Regions from separate parts of the Mus musculus genome. Here region 1 is linked to region 2. The links are chromatin loops, found by intact Hi-C in ENCODE. Cell type or tissue: heart. All regions are shown on one strand. Each heading gives the region's core, and the rest is flanking DNA. Links, peaks and the distances in the headings are about the cores only.

Region 1 (5,374 bases), core at 193-5,192, 160 kb after region 2:
TCTGGCTCCTTTTCACCTTCATATTTGGTTCAGGAAGCCAGTTCATGTAGGTGTCACCTACAGATAGAGTGACTATTCCTACTCAGGTAACTTAGTCAATAAAAGCCCATGTGTGTCCCAAGGATAACATTTGTAGATAGTCCCTCACATGCATGCTCTGCACTTCCCAGACTAGATGATTCTGCATCCTGTCAATTTGACAGTCATAAACCATCACACAAGTTATTATGATAGTCTCCAAGACAATGCCTTGCTTAGGCAAATCGTTCAAATATGGCAAGCTGTCACTGTGCTGGTGACATTCTCTATTTCCTTCTTCTATTTCAAACCTGTACTGGGGAGAAGCAAAGATAGGTGGGGTATATTGCTTCAGTCAACTGCTCCCTTTCATTGCCAAGAGCAGACCATTTTTCCTTAGCTGAGCCCAGGGTGTGTTTCACATCTGCAGGAGCCTCCAGCAAGAACAGCAGGGTACTTGCAGCAAATTTCAGGAGCCTGACCCACTATTTCATGAAGCTCCTGTTAACGATTCCTTTATGAGTTTATTCAGCTGCCTGGAGATTGTGCTTTTCCCAGTTAGGAGAATTCACAATGGTGTGCACATGCCCTGTTATAACTTACCGGCCCCATTCTCAATGAGATTCTCTGATCCCTACCTACAGACAGCAAACTCTAACATGAATACCTTCCACCTTCAGTTCCTAGTTCAGATTCCATTGTGTCTATGCACAAAAAAAAAAGGAAAGAAACAAACATTTTCCTCACTCAACATCCCCCCCAAATAGCAGGTGTGATTTTTCTTATTCATAATATAATTAAGGGCTTACATGCCAAAATTAAAATCATTTTGTCTTCTGGATACTCTACAAAAGGAACTAGGATAATGAGCAGAGGGAATTTTCAGAGAATCTTCATAATTAGCCTGTATAGACATTACAGTTTAGCCCAGAAGTGAGCAAAACCCTTTACTCATTCATGCTAAAAGTGCACTTGCCTCTCTCTCACCCTAACTCCTGCAGACTGTATTATCTAGTGTGTTTTAGCTAACAGTTTCTGCATCTTACCTGCAGCTCCCTGATACTAGAATGAAAATGGATCAGTGGCAGGAAAAGCATGTTTGAGTCTGAGTTATCTAAGCCTCTTCCAGAACAGTTAGAGGGTGGTACTCTAGTATACGTGGGGATTTGCCCATGGATGATCCAGCTATGTGTCATCTAGCATGTGCTCTGTGGGTCTCAGGGTAAAGGGCAGGGGAGCATGCTTCAGGAGACATTTAGTACCCTCCCTTAGGTTCCAGAGCCATTCCTCAGTCACAGATCCTCTTTGGAGAGTAAGTTACTGCTGAGCATAGACATGGCTTCAGCTATGTATCTACAGCAGAAAGTATAAAATGACTAAAACAACATAATAAGGCAGATGCTTATTCAAAAGGGACAGAGAGAAGCAGTAAAGAAGCCTGGGGGACTGAGGTTGAGAGTCACTAAGATTCAAAGGCCAGTGCTCTTGCTCATATCTCAGTCTCTGCTCAGATTCCTGGGGCTTGCTCCTCCTGGTGCTTTTATGAAGAAGACAAGCCTGTCCACCCTCATCCTTCGTAAACTTTGGATGGAAGAGGCAAAAGACAAGGGTTTCCGTAGGAAAATGTCCTAAAGCCTAGCAAAATAAAGGCAAGATTCTGAAAGCATGGTATGCTATGATCCAAGAATAGCATCGGTAGGATATGTAGGCTTATTGCATCCTTAGAGAAAACTTTGCTCTCGCACTCACAAAAGGAACACTGACATTTCAAGAGGTTAAGCATTGGTCATAGAAATCCAAAGGCATGAGCCATATTTTATTGACTCTAGGGAATCAGTCATTGATCCAATGATACTCTATCTTCTATGTATTATTCAGATATTAAAAACTATACCATATTAGGAGTTTATAAGAAGCATGCACAACACACACATACACACACACACACATGTACACGTACACATACATACCACACACACACACACACACAGCTGGGCTAGCACACTCAGGACAATGATGACCAGGAAATAAAATCCACCCAACACGTAGCACAGTGAAGAACCCACATTCCTAATTCTGTCAGTGAGAAGATAAATGGAAAGAATGCCTCACGATCCAAACTTCAAATAAATCTACACAGCTTTGCCCCAATTCAGTCTGTGTGAAAAACCTCTGTCAGAACTTAAGGCGACCCTGGTTGATACTGCCACCTGGTGACTGGAAGAAACAATCACACACCTCCATGGAAAAATATCTCCCGATTTCAAGAGTCCCAAGACAGCAAAAGACACCCTGATTTCAGAGGTGGCTAAATGCTCATGCTACCAAAAATTCACATTTTAAGTAAAAATGTGCATATTTTTTAGCATTTCTAAATATCTGGAGTATTTATAATTGCGAAACCTCTTTTGATCGTAAAAGCATGTTCTCTGAAAGAAAAATGGACATGGAAACATTGATTGTACCCTTGCAATTTTGTATGGAAGGAAAGGTTCCACTCTGCTTAGACAACAGAAATAAGCAGGAATGAGGATTAGTTCCCTGCCTTTACGAGTCAGCCACAGAGAACAAAGCTACACTGGAATGTGTAGACATGCCATTCAGACATTACCTGGCCGTGACTTATAAGGACTGATACGTCCATCAACAGTATCATATGCAACCAGGCTTTTGTGTGCTTTGTAGTGTTGCACAAGTACTTGTTGTATGAATAAGAAAATGGACAAAGAGCTAGAGAAATGGCTCAGTGAGCAAAGCACTTGCCACCCAAGTGTGGCGACTTGAAGTGAAATCCCCAGGATCTACAGAAAGTCAAGCATGGTAACAGGCCCCCCTAATTCCAATGCTTGTGGGCAAGACGGGAGGTGTAGACAAGAGCATCCACAGAAACCTTAAAGCCAACAGCCTGGTGTGTGGAGTGTCAAACAAAATAGACACACTATCTCAAACCAGAGAAAGGTGAGGACCTACATCCAATATTGTCCTTTGATTACATATACCATAGAACCACATAAACACACATAAAACAAGAAAATGAAGAAGGACCTCGGGTACAATGATCCAGGAGGGTGGCTGCACTTCCCATCACTTATCTCAGGATGTATTTTACAAATGATAAACTAAAGAACAGGAGTGGGCTTTGATCCGATCTCATTCAGTAGATTTTCAGGAGGGAAAACTAAATTCTCCTTGATCCTCACTTGGGAATTCACTATTTCATATATGCCCTGAAATTTCTCTGAAGATGATATCTAGACTTCCTCAAAATCATCAATTTTATAGAAAAAAAATCTCCTTATTGCTTTTTTTATGTTGATTGTGACTGGGATTGAAGGTCTTTTTGTATTCCTTTTGCTCTTCAGGTTTTGTCTTTGGGTAGCGCCCCTTGTCTTAACTCCCTTTATTAAGGCTCTCACATTTGCTTTGGAAGTTGAGAGGCTTTGCTTTCCAGTGAGGAACTTGTCCTTCTTGCTCCCTTCTGTTTCTAGAGTTCTTACAGGACGGTAGTATGTCTCAGCTTCTGGTCCTCATTCACCACTGGAACTAGACTTGCTCTGAATGAAGGTTAGGAAGGAGATGGCAGATAATTCCAATTACAGGCAGATGTCCCCAGACATAGAAGCCAACAAAAGACCTTTAGAGCCTTGGGAGAGTTGAGTAGCATGGGCACTTACTTGCAAGAACTAAGTGTGGTGTTCCATAAGCAATAGGATGGGGCAAGGTCTTCATGCTGAGTAAAGACAAGAATATGTTACTGGACATCCTGTAATCAGTTGGACATTTTGACTTCCGGTGTTGGCATTTTAGTGGGTGAGGCATTAAAATAAAATCAACTTGGTGAAAATCAGATTTTCTTCCTCCTTCCAACTCTGACATCATCTGTGTGCTTCTGAGACTTCTGTCTTTAAGAAAGCCTCTTTCTGTAAAACTCTTCATTCTGCACACTGCAGAGTTGCTTTGTGATCTTGTATGAGATGCAAGTGCCTGCTGGTCAATTGTCCTTAAGAATCTGATTTTGCCAGGGGATATGAATTTGAGACATGTTTTTGGAGGATTTTGTTTTGTTTTGTTCTGTTTTAATTTTCAGCCATATTTCTTTGTCATTTGGCTGAGCGGACATGATTGAGACCAGCTGGTATCAAAAGGTCCCTAGGTCAACTGGAGCCAGTATGGACTCTGACAGCTCTGTAAAGCTTATACTTGTATCAGGAGGAAAAAAAAAGGCCTTGATTCAAATTCCCCTTCGGAAATAAAATCAGGCACAGAGTTACATATTATTTTACAGTAGCAGAAACAGATGGATAGTCTCTCGTCACTCCAATAGACTTTTCTGGACTCATGAAAAAAACCCTTACTTTGTTCAAAGATATTCAGTCTTCATTTTTTAAAAGGAAAAAGAAGAAAAAGCATGAAGCTGATCACCTAGTAAACATGACTTGAGCCCAGTTTTTGTCAATATGATCTATGAAGCAAGACAAAGGACTTCACCTCGCTGACATGATTATGACCAGATGTCTGTAAGGGTTAGTACGAAAATTAAGGGCTGGCAAGGTGACTCACAGGGTAAAGACACTGGCTGTGCACGAAAGAAAACTCTGAGTTTGGAATCCCGGAATCTACATAAAAGTTGGACACTTACTGAAGCGTCTGTAATTCCACCACACTCCTTCATACTAGACCAGGTAACTTGGCATATCAAGCTGGGCAGAGGGCCAGTAATGCCCTCTTAATATATCCTGCATCCTAAAGTACCAGGATTCCAACCTCTACCCACTTAATCTAGCACTGACTTGCCACTCATTAAGTAAGGTACTCCCATGATGCCCTAAGCTCACTGGAGCAGACACATTGGCTGCCTTGGCTCCTAGGATGTGTCTTAAGAATGAGAAAGACAAGCTCCTTTTTTAAGGGCATCTTTTGTTTGAATAGCTCCCACTGCTGTGTCTCTTCCTATGAGAACAAGCCATTCACATGTTTTGATCTCTTTCACACATGGGTTTCTTCACATTCCCACAAGAACTGCCTTTCTAGCCTCCCTTCTTGTTATTTCTAGCAAGTCCATCTGCTATAACTCAGAGCACTTGATCGGTTCAGTTCACGCTCTGCCTGTCTGTGTTCTGCTATCCATCCTGTTCTGCGCACTGGAGAAAGACAGAAAGCCACAGCTTCTGTTCTCATGGAATTTATACTCTAACTTTGTGACCTTGAGCCAGTCACTGACCTTTCCATTCTAAAAAATGGGACCAAAGTGCCCATGAGCTGTGAGGCTCTTGGGCAGGGGAAATCCACTGAGCGTTTATGTGCCTCAGAGTTTGCAATAAACTGCTCTAAGGTAGCACATGTTTAAGGAGGCATA
Region 2 (5,374 bases), core at 239-5,238:
CTAAACCTGTGTGTGAATGCAATCAAGCTAAGGAGTCAACGGTACTTCTTGAGGGGACAGCCAATTTTCTTTCTTAAATATAGCTACTGTAAATGTAGTCCGTGGTAGGCATCAACATCACAAAACAAATGTTATTTTCCAAAGAGGCAAAAGAATATTTTATCACTATGAAACTAGTGAAAAAATAGGTTAAGTCAATTGTTTGGGCTAAATCTAATATGTGAAAATCTGTTTTGTTTTTTATTTTTTACAATTATAAAAATAGTAAGCCAAAATGAATAAGCCTTCCACCCATTTACAAAAGACTCTGTTCTGATACATTCATCTGCTATTTGGACTTAAGGATCAGATTTCTCCACATTAAAAAACAAAACAAACAAACAAAAAACAACAACAACAACAACAACAAAAACCTCAGAAATCCCTTAATCTGCCTTTGAAAAATCAGCATACATTTAGTGTTTTCACTTCTACCAGCTTTGCTTAAGTTAGTCATTATTAATTACAAAACTTTCATTAAGTATGTGCATTTGAGACTTGGACTATCCAAATGTACCTAAAGGTACTTATATATAAGAAGCCTCAGTGTGCAGTATCCTACTCAGTAAAATGGGAATCCTAAAAGCAGACAAAGCCTGACTCACAGAACTACTGAAATGGTTAAGTGGGATACTTATGAAGGACTTGGGGATGAGCTTGACAGCTGGTAGGGGCTGGGAAAAAATGTCACTAGCCTTACAATTACCTTTAAGCCAAGGAATATGACAACAAAGAAAGCTGAGCCACCCTTCAAGGGCATCAATGTTTCACCAGGAGAAGCAACGAAAATGAAGATCTGGGATTTAATGGAGGATCTATAATCCCTTTGGTAGGAGCTACACCACTGTTCACAAAGCATATCATCAGATGGCATAAGAGGACCTCGTTCGTGGTCACTAGGGATATCATAAAAGGCTTTATGCAAAGACACTACTCTGGTTTGAAGAATGGGCTGTGCAGCATTTTAGGGGAGAAAGATGAAACGAGAAGTCCAAAAATAAAGGGAAATGTCATTATATAAAAAAGTAAATTTAAAATGTCAAAATACTGTAGTGGGATCACAGTAGATACTGTGAAATATATAGGGAGTAACAGCACGTTCCTAGTCCCTCCCAGGCTCCAACACAATGCTTGGCATGTCTTGAGTAAGAAATCATTTGGTGGTTGGCATATTACAAAATAAGTATAGTATTTGTGTGCACCCAAAGTTCTCGTTCAAGAACAGAATGCTCTGGAGGCTGAAGAGCATCATGTCACCCCAATAAGAAGGACCACGCTTGAATCTTCTGCGCAGTCAGCTCTCTCACTTTACAATAGACTGTGATAGTGCCCTAATAAGAAAGAAAAGGTCAACTGGGCCAACGTGATGTTTTCTCCGAGTTGCTTTTGCTCCAGCCTCTGACTTCATGAAATTCTTGGAGTTTCTCCTTGCAGCAAGCTGTGCTCATTCATCAACCTGAGTCATTTTATCTGATTGAGCCCAAGTCTCCCCCTCTTTGGTCTGCCTCCTCTTGCTGCTGAATAAATCATCCTGGGGAGAGTCCAGCTTGGAGGAAGAATTGTACAGGAAAGTTCCATCTGCCTTCAACTCCTCATTGATCCAGGCTGAACCCTCGGGCTCCAGGAAACAGAAGAACCCGAGGAAACGTCTCCCGCAGGCACTGATGCTTAGGTGGTCACGGACGCAGGTGACTGCACAGGTGCCCTCAAGAAGAGAAAAGCCACAATCCCATCTCTATGTCCAGACCAGAGAGCTTTGGGGAAACTCTTCACTCTTTAGTCCCTTTCTCTCCCCTCCTCCAAATTAAAAGATTAGCCACCCTAGAGTTTCAGAAGTTTCGGAAAGCCTGAGTCCAAGAATCTAAAAGTAGAATAAACTGTTCAGGATGATGTATACATTGGTTTCGTTAATGTCTACATAACAACCTGGCTTTTGGTTTTAGTTTTGTTGTGTTTTGGGTTTGGTTTGTTTGTTTGTTTGTTTGTTTGTTTGTTTTTAATGCTTTGCTCTTAATTTCTAGCTCCCAAGGGTCAACCAGACCCTTAAGGATCAGTTAACAAATTAATATGTTCACAAGCTGAACTTAAAATAGAATCAGCTTTCTTTCTATTCAAAATCCATCGTTTAATCGAGTTCCTTCTCTCTTGAGTGCACCAAATTCCAGAAATGCTGGTGAGGAATGATAACACCTTAAAGGACTTTCCCCTGTTCTTTCTGGATGCTCTATGCGAGGCAGGTGACCTATAAGACTTGGAAAGAGGAGTCAAAACACAGGTTTCTGGGGCACAGTCGCTACAAATAACCCTGAGAATGGTTTGGTGTGGATGGGAGGAGGGCGCTCTGGATCCTCAGGGAAAGCTGTTTTTGCTTAGGACCAAAAGGAGCTAGGAGTTTGCACTAGAAGAAGGCATAAAAAATCGCCTTCTCGGGGTTGGGGTCGGGGGAGATAGGGTGGGGTGGGGGTTGGGAATAGTGTCCTGGAGACCGCTTGGCCAGGTCATTTAGGCTTTCATGGGACGCCGCGGGGTTGCGAAAGCGCCCAGAGCCTGACGTCATTGACCATCAGCTGACTGTGTTCAGGGCCCGAGCTTCACTGGCTGCAGCCGCAGTCGCTGTGGCAGAGGTGTTGATTTCCACCACCTGCAGAATGGGGCTCCAGACTGGTACTGCTACCAGATCCCTGAAAAGCCAGACTCCAAGGACCCCGCTGGATTGGATGCTGATGCAAGAACCGCTGCGGGGCAACTTGGGTTTTGACCGCGACCCTCAACATACCTAGGCAGGCAGGAATGCTGCCTCCAGGAGGCCCCTGGAAATGCCTTTCCGAAGGTCCTCCTTCGCACCTTTCTTGACAGCCCAGTCAAATTTAGTATTCGAAATATGCAGACCACGCCCCCATCCTAATACCCTCTACTACCCAGACCCCGGGAGCAGAGAAAAGTAAAAGGCTGCCCACCGCTATGAGAGTGGCTTCTTGAGAGGATTTTAGTTTTAATCTGAAAGTTGGCATTAAATACACACACACACACACACACACACACACACACACACACACACACTACATCGCTCTCGAGTGGGGAGGGCGGAAATGAGCCCCTCTAGTGCGCGTCTCTGGTCTCAAAGAGTTCGTGGGCAAAGCGGCCTACGATCCTGGCTCTGCACCTGCCAAGGGCAGGAGCCAGTGCTTAAAAAAGAACCGCGGAGGAACCAGCGGGCGCGGCCAGCTGGAGCGCTCCACCGCAGAGCTGCCAGGCTCGGGGCTCCAGCAGCCCGCGCTCGCTCGACCCACCGGTGCGGCCCTTCAAGACCTGGGGCGTCCTGTGCAGATCTGGGTGCCTCCGTGTCCCAGCCCCCACCCCTCCCCCACCCCCATCCTGGGTTCCGGGGGCGTGGTTTGGCGCGGGGGCGGGTTTAAGTCGCCGCGGGTGTCTGACCGCTCTGACAGGTCTCCAAATTCCTCCCAGGCTCCGGTCCCGCTGCGCGGTTCCGAGCGCCCAAGTAGCCCCGCGCTTCCCTGGATCCGGAGGCGTCTCATCGACTTCCACTCGGCCTGGAGCCTCTTCTCGCTCAAACCTTTCGCCTGCCGCCTCACCCGCCAAGGCTCGTTTCTCAGGCTCAGGAATCCGCTCCTGTGGCTTCTCTTCGAACTCAGCTGTTGGCTTTATTACCCTTCCCACTTGTGCTTTCCTCACACCCCCTGGGGTCTGGCAGGCCCAATGGACTCCAAAGAGCGAAGTGAAGGGAATGGGAATTGTGTGCTGCGACCCATCAGAATCGCTACTAGCAGCGGTGACTTAGTCCTGTAGCGGAGGCTGGGACCCTGGGGCTAGCAGCGCCACGATCTTCCTTGAGGAATGCATCAGTCCAGAACCCGCGCTGCCAGTATTTGCTCTGGAAGTGGCCACAATGAGGAAGGAACCGAAGAGAGAGCTTCATTCAGCACACCTCCAAATTAACTGTTTGGTGACTTGTTAGTGCTAAGGCTACCACCTTTCTCCTGCCCTCCCGCGGGGCGCCCTGCCGCCTCACCATCACCCACACCTCCTGCCTCATCGCGCCCGCCTCCAGCTCCGCCCCGGCTCCCCATGCCGGCGCAATGGAGTTATCCGAAGGGCGATGATTGCCGCCACAGCTGCTAACTTAGCACCCATCCTAGCCATCGGTTACCCTTGGCCAGCCTTTCTGCAGCCGCCGAGACGTGGGCGTCCAGAGTCCAGTGCCGCAGCCAGGACCCGCCCGACGCGCAGCAGAAGCGCGGCGCCCAGGCGCCTCTTGGAGAAGGAAGACTGCGCCAAGACGCTGAGCTTAGAGACAGCCAGGGGGCTGGAGCGCAGAAAGGGACAGCGTGGCTCAGAGCGCTGAGGATTTCGCGGACAAACAGCCACCACTTTCACTGCGTATCCAAGCTGAGCTGATTGGCGGGAAGGTGGCTTGCCAGTACACAGGGGTCCGCTGCATTCTACCAGGAACACCTTGCTCCTGGGCTCACTATGACTTGACCTGTGGGGGCCCTGCTCAGGGCTCCTGCAGTCGAACAGCTTAGGAAAGAAGGGATCGCTGCCAAGCGGCCTTTGGGTCTTTAGGAACCCCTATCACCAACTGACACAACCAGTGTCTGTGCCTCCCTCCCCGCGGACCCAAGCCATGGAGCTCTCGGATGTGCACTGCCTTAGTGGCAGCGAGGAACTCTACACCATCCAACCGACGCCCCCGGCCGGCGACGACGGGAGCGGCTCTCGGCCGCAGCGGCTGCTGTGGCAGACGGCGGTGCGGCACATCACGGAGCAGCGCTTCATCCACGGGCACCGAGGCGGCGGCGGCGGCGGGGTCTCCCGCAAAGCCTCGAACCCTGCGGGCAGTGGACCCAATCACCACGCGCCGCAGCTGTCTAGCGACTCGGTGCTGCCTCTCTATTCTCTGGGCCCCGGAGAGCGAGCGCACAACACCGGTGGCACCAAAGTCTTTCCGGAACGCAGCGGGAGCGGCAGTGCCAGTGGCAGCGGGGGCGGGGGCGACTTGGGCTTCCTACACCTTGACTGTGCCCCAAGTAACTCGGATTTCTTCCTCAATGGAGGATACAGCTACCGAGGGGTCATTTTTCCAACCCTACGCAACTCCTTCAAGTCTCGGGATCTGGAGCGCCTCTACCAACGCTATTTCCTGGGCCAGAGGCGCAAATCGGAGGTAGTGATGAACGTGTTGGATGTACTAACCAAACTCACCCTTTTAGTCCTGCACTTGAGCCTGGCCTCGGCTCCAATGGACCCTCTCAAGGGCATCCTGCTAGGCTTTTTCACTGGCATCGAGGTGGTGATCTGCGCCCTCGTGGTGGTC

Evidence for each region. Hi-C counts contacts between places; a loop is a spot of excess contacts. Peaks named below come from ENCODE experiments on the same cell type or tissue, not always from the same donor. Only the 100,000 strongest peaks of a DNase experiment are listed, where the experiment ranks them.
Region 1: a loop joins it to region 2, with 3 times the contacts of the local background. A loop is called at or near these places in 10 of 42 quality-filtered maps.

The regions. Positions count from the first base shown.
Region 1 is chr15:64,761,605-64,766,978 of GRCm38, reverse strand. The region is part of intron 8 of Adcy8 (adenylate cyclase 8); the gene reads left to right. Among named protein-coding and RNA genes, the nearest start is that of Gm30752, 35 kb to the left of the region's middle. In heart, for the core only: a CTCF peak has its summit at 2,239 (motif pointing left); no DNase peak of the experiment used is centred there; H3K27me3 peaks cover 250 bases.
Region 2 is chr15:64,920,416-64,925,789 of GRCm38, reverse strand. It overlaps Adcy8 (adenylate cyclase 8), which reads left to right and starts at 3,494. Exons shown (of 18, transcript NM_009623.2): 1 at 3,494-5,374. The coding sequence starts at 4,685. In heart, for the core only: no CTCF peak of the experiment used is centred there; DNase peaks (open chromatin) are centred at 2,609 and 3,469; H3K4me3 peaks cover 2,948 bases; H3K27ac peaks cover 326 bases; H3K27me3 peaks cover 4,341 bases.